2 separate regions of the Homo sapiens genome follow, and region 2 is linked to region 1. The links are chromatin contacts, found by Hi-C or POLR2A ChIA-PET in ENCODE. All regions are on one chromosome and are shown on one strand. Each heading gives the region's core, a stretch centred on a gene start or an enhancer-like site at or near the end of the contact. The rest is flanking DNA. Distances are from core to core; before and after follow the strand shown.

Region 1 (2,700 bases), core at 174-2,673:
GAGGGAGCTCTCGGACAAAGTTCCAGATATACTGGGAGAAAAGTACCTAGTAAAAGAGAAACACAAGACACTCCTTGGGCATAAGGAGAAAAAGAACGAAATAGTATTGGGGGGTAATAGGCTAGGGGACAGTGCAGGAAAGACAAGCAGACATGAGAATCCTGGCATGTCAGGGGCCAAGGATGATGTCCTTGAGGCCAATATGATTCAACTCGAATAGCTGAGAAGGGCTGCAAGAAATACAGTGTCCTATCTCACTGGCTTTGTCACAAAGGGTTAACACTAGACAATTTTCTTTTTCTGTGCTTTCGTGTACCCCATTTTAAAGTGAGGATAATAACATTTTGCCAGCAACGTCTGTCAAAGGGGACTGAGATACTAACATGTGCCTCTGAAGGAGTCTTGAAAGAGCACCAGATTCAAGTCCTAGCTCAGCTAGAACTCTGTGTCCTAGGAAACATCCCAAAACATCCCTTAAGTTCAGTTTCCATGTCTGTGACAATCAAGGATTGGGCTCCTTGAATTAAGTCTGCCCCAGGTATATGATTTCCATACGTGAAGTGCTTTAAGTTCCCACAAGGAAAGTTTCTGTGTAAATTACAAATGGCTTTAAGAGCCCTGTCAACTCAACCTTCCTCCCATTCCTGCTCTCCGCACAAGCAAGAGAATCACTTAGAAAGCATTGTAAGCTATAGGCAATGGGAAGAAAAGGAGAGAGACTGCACACAGGCACTTTAAGGTAAGGCTGCACCAAGCCCTTAATGCTTTACTTTGCACGAGACAGAATGTGGATTAGCGTGTTTATTTCAGAAGCCTTTCTGAACACCATACCTGGCTATTTAAATTCACAAGGCATTTGTTGTCACACTTTGTCTCATATTAACAATGGCACAGAAGGCACTGGCAGTTCTCTCAATATTCTCACCCCAGAATATTGGTGGATGGGGGTATTACTCAATGGCACAGTTTCTTTACTTATTATGAATGTGCTAGGGAAGGACCATTTACCCCCACTCCCCTAGCACCCAGTATTTTTAACTAAAAGCTGTTACTTCAAGAACGTAATTCCCAGATCCACACAGGGGCACTGTCAGTTTTAAAGGCATCGCATCTTGTTTCCTCACTTCTTTGAAGCTCATAAGAAACCTCTCCTTCTGAGCGTCTACTTCACCTAAATGATCTCAAATTCCTTGAATCACAAAACCAGTAAGAAAGGGAGGGGTTTGGGGAGGGGGCAGGGGAGAGTAGTGAGGAGAGAAAGAAAGAAAATGGGATGAACAGTGGCTTAGTGCAACGGGCTGCGAGTGTGTGACACAAGATACCCACCGCAGACAAAGAACGCCATGAGACTCGCAGGGAGACAATGACGGCTCCAGGAAAAACGCAGCGCTCACGGGGCTGGCGAGGGAGCCTGGCGCAGCTCCCTTCCCAGACCCGCTCTCCCTGCCAGCCCAGGGCTCCCAGCAGCTGCTCCCCAGTAGAGAGACACATGGTCATTTCCTAGCCGAAAGGAGGGCTACCGTTTTCCTTAGGTTTTTTTTTTAACATAAGAAATAACTCCTCCCTATCATCATATTCCCCAGATATAGCTGTATTTTCAACTACCAAAAACCAAACAGAATGATTTTTGTTTCCTTAAGAGTTTAGAAATTCTTGTGAAACAAAATAATCAGGAAGAAAACAAAAGTTCAGCAAAGTAGCTAAAATCTGTACTTCAAAAAACACAGGTAGAAAACATTTTGGTTAAGTGTGCTGGGGTGCTGGTGAATGTGGAGGACGGGCTTTGAACAATGCAGTGGGTTAACTCAGTGGTGTTGCTACCCTTTGTCCTGGTTAGTTCAAATGGTTAAGACAATGCAGAGGGCTAGGATTTTTCCTGTTTCACCTCTCCTCTTTCCCAGAAACTATCTGGAGCAGGTTGATTCACTAGAGATTCCTAATCCTCCTTGGCAGAAAGAGAAATGTGAATTTGACAAATAATATGCATAAAATATTCCTTAACCTGGAAACATTAGGAGGAAATAATCAATTCAGAAGAACTGAAATAAAAAACTAAACATAGAAAAGTGCTGCTGCCAGGCAGCTGTCCTCCAATGTTGGAAACATGATCACCACAGGACTAGATCTGTTTAAAACCACTATCTGTTTACAAACAAAGCACTTACTAAATAACGCTCCAGGTAATGGATGATGACAGGAATAGGGCTTGCTCTTTTAAATAACAACAGATTGGAAAAATATTTCAATACCATCAGACAACAAATTAAAATGAAACATCTTTTCTAACTGGAAAAATGCAGATCTAGCTGGGAAAATTGATTTCTACCCATCCTCCATCCTCCCAAAAGAAGATTAGAAAGAGAAAACTGAAAATCATACATCCTGGAGATGAACTTTGTTAATGAGCGCCATAAACATTCACAGGGAGCTAGGCTCCTATTTCATAGGTTTTTGAAAAAAATATTCTAATATGCACACGTGAGTCAAACAGACTGCAGTAAAATGCATCTGATGTTTAATTGTTTTAATACACTGCAAGAGGGAGTGAAGCCTTGTCACTCACCAGATGAAATCTGATCTCTCTCAAATCATCTCACCCAATAGTGTTAAAGACATTACTGCTGTGACATAATTCAACCTCAAGACATCTTATGGGAAACATAGGTCAGTTTTAAAGCACCAGGTGGATAAACAGACATT
Region 2 (3,003 bases), core at 319-2,818, 120 kb before region 1:
AATTGTTTTATGATCTATTTTATTCATATTATGAGCATTTCCATATGATTAGTCATTCATTTATATCATGAATGTCATGTACGTATTTATTTTTCCAAAATACTTATTTTTGGATCAAAGTTTTCACTATCATAAGTAACACCATGAGCATAATCTTTGTTCAACCATCTGATCAAAAAGAATAATATGTAAATTCTGAGAAATGCAATTACTAGATAAAACACATTCAAAATTTTGAAATATCTTTTGTTTCTATTTTTGTTTCCCTGTTTTTTGAAATATACAGGAAGTAAGCGCATTCCTATTCATTTCTGAGATGGCATTTTATACAAATGTTCCAAATAAGTAAACATCTGTAAAAGACAATTTTCTTGAAATAAACGTGCCTAAAAGGCTTTGCTGCTGAAGTCATTCATTAAAACGAAATGTTGATCATGGTCATTGTGATCAACAAAGAATAAAGTGAGTTTTCACTAGCAATAGCAGAAAACGAAACTGAACTAAACCTATGTATAATTATATTTTATATCGTACCTGTAATTCGTGCTCGTATTTGTGGAATGTACCCGCATATAATGTAATGAACTATTCTGAGAACTATGTAAATACTGCTTCACAATCAGATAAAAACAAGAAATAAATGATATGTTTGCAGAAAGACATTCACATGTTTATATATGTATTTTGAAGCTCGTTTCAAACAGTGGTGAGTTAATATTTCATTAAAAAGCACGCTTTTACCTGATGAGATTTTGTGAGGTTAAGAAGTGATTATTCTAATGAGGACTCACAAAAGAACATTCTGTCCACACTGAAAATACTTCGTGAGACGAGAGAAGAGAGGAGGAGCACACAGATTTAATCCAGAAAAACATCACTTTGCTTCTTCAGCTGACTGAGCTCTTTCAAAACATGACCTCTGCAGCTACCAGCTTCAGTGACACATAGTTAGGCAGGCATAAGGACCTCAAAGAAGTACCCTTAAAACTCATGTTCCCGCAAAGACAGGAACTTGTCCCAAGTTGGCACATTTTGAAAGACATTTAGTGGGGGTGAGGATAGGTGCATCATTGCACTCACATGTCTGCAGAGCCTGTGAACTGGAATTAATTATTCATCTTTGGTCTGGCTTGAAGGAAATACTCTACTGTAGCTAGTGTAAGAACAGCGAATGTAGAAGCACAATTTGTATTAACAACAGACCATTCTGACAGCTTGTGATCTCATAAACCTTCTGACACGCCTGGGCTACTACAAACATTCATGTATATTGCCTATATTTCTGCCTGCTTCAGAACTTAATCTGGAGTATATAAAATGCTGTTATCTCCCCAATGGTATATATTCTTAATGAAACTAAGATAATATATAGAAGTTCACATTTCAATGATATTTTTCTAGTAGCTACTGATTGCAGTCAATGTAAACCAAGTTATACTTTTATTTATCCAGACGGAATCTTTAGAGCCGGCTGGCATGTGCAGACAAGAAGCCACTGTGAGGTTTGGGGGTTGTAAGGCTGAGGACAAGAATGAAGCCACAGAGCTCAGGCCTGTCTCTGCAGGCCAGCACCACCTCCAGCCCTGCAGCTCCATCAAGCTTGGGGTTTCGGGGGTGGGGTGGGGCACTCCAGGAGCTACAAGATGCAAATAACCAAGTGAGGCAAGATCTGCCTGCGTTATTTCCCAGTGCTTCTAAAGTACTCAACTGTGGACACCTACCCAAGCACTAGTTAGAACCTGTTTAGACATGAGGGCCTCTAAAGCAAAGACTTTTCTGCAAATTCTCCAAGTAAAATGACCATGTCTGCATCCTGGAAGAATTGAGGCACAGCACAGCAACTGGCAGTAAGATGATCTCTCTTGAATTCATCCATGTAGGGCAGGGGGAGTCGCTTTAATGGGCATTTCCCCACTCTCTCCTTCAGGGTAGAACAAATGTTATATTAAAGGAGCTTTGGCTGTTTGCCACTGGTCAGGATGAAGAGACTGAAAAGCTTGTCAATGACTATTCACTTCCCGACTGGTTGCTGCTCATTTTTTACCATGCATACCAAGAGCCCAACCTCCCATGAAGGAGGACAGTGGGAAAGTAGAGACTTTAATACAGCACTAAGATATATTCACCATCACATTTTCCTGAAATAGAGCTGATTGTATCAGAGAGGTTTCATTGCACTCCCAAGTAAGAAGACTGAACCAGCTTCTAACTGTTGCTAGTCTAGCAGCAAGTGTTTAAACATTATAAGGTCCTACAAAAATCTACCCTCCACTTCACTTTGAAAATCCAGAAAGCTCTCCTATATTTGAATATCAACAAGCCAAATTTCCCATTATTCATAATTCAGTAGGACAGCTGAAGGCTGCTCAGGGCCTTATAAAACTGTTGTAGACAGCCCTGAATGTCCCCTGCTTCCCACCACCCAGAGCCTGGGATCATGCAAGCTGGGAGAGAAGCTACAGAGGTAGTGCCGTGTTTGGTGGAGTGACCTCTGCAGCCTCCCTCCCTCAGAGTGAGAATTTTATGTAATTCTTATCTGCAGTTGGGAATAAAAGAAGTTTGATTCCTAGACACTGAAATACACGAAAGTTTATCATGCCACCCTTTTCCATTTCTTAGGAGAAATGGAAAAAGAACACTCCAAACCTGGCCACTACCTGAGGATGTGTAAAGAGGTTTTCTGCAGGCAATTAGACCCCACTACAGTGGAAGCTTGTAGAACATCACACATCGACAGTCTGAAATGCACCACAAGAACTGCTCGAAGAGTGTGTCACTTTCACACTTACCTGACCGTGGGATGGAAGTGCAGCGTAAGCCATGGGCTGATTCATCACTCCTTTCTGCTTCATGAGAAGCAGGCGTTTCTGGTCTTCGCTCAGGTGTGCCCTGGGGGCCTGGAGCTGTGGAGGTGGCGGCTGCTGCTGCTGCTGCTGCTGCTGTTGCTGTTGCTGCTGCTGTTGCTGCTGCTGGATATACGGCATCAAGGGGTTTTTGTTGGGG

What was found. A loop is a pair of places that touch in the nucleus more often than their neighbours do. ChIA-PET counts read pairs that join two places held with the same protein, here RNA polymerase II (POLR2A).
Region 2: a loop to region 1 is called in a map of cardiac septum, with 2.5 times the contacts of the local background. The contact joins two enhancer-like sites. A Hi-C loop is called at or near these places in 2 of 168 maps with a recorded cell type or tissue (cardiac septum and endothelial cell of umbilical vein). POLR2A ChIA-PET finds 5 or more read pairs at or near these places in 3 of 52 experiments (H1, SK-N-SH and activated T-cell).

The regions. Positions count from the first base shown.
Region 1 is chr4:140,003,313-140,006,012 of GRCh38, forward strand. All of the region lies in intron 1 of MAML3 (mastermind like transcriptional coactivator 3), which reads right to left. Among named protein-coding and RNA genes, the nearest start is that of MAML3-AS1, 120 kb to the right of the region's middle. Within about 2 kb of position 1,424, at least 19 of the 41 ENCODE cell types and tissues checked have a DNase peak (open chromatin) inside an H3K27ac peak, as active enhancers do.
Region 2 is chr4:139,886,568-139,889,570 of GRCh38, forward strand. It overlaps MAML3 (mastermind like transcriptional coactivator 3), which reads right to left. Exons shown (of 5, transcript NM_018717.5): 2 at 2,790-3,003. Among named protein-coding and RNA genes, the nearest start is that of MGST2, 220 kb to the left of the region's middle. RefSeq lists an enhancer at 1,480-1,619. Within about 2 kb of position 1,569, at least 6 of the 41 ENCODE cell types and tissues checked have a DNase peak (open chromatin) inside an H3K27ac peak, as active enhancers do.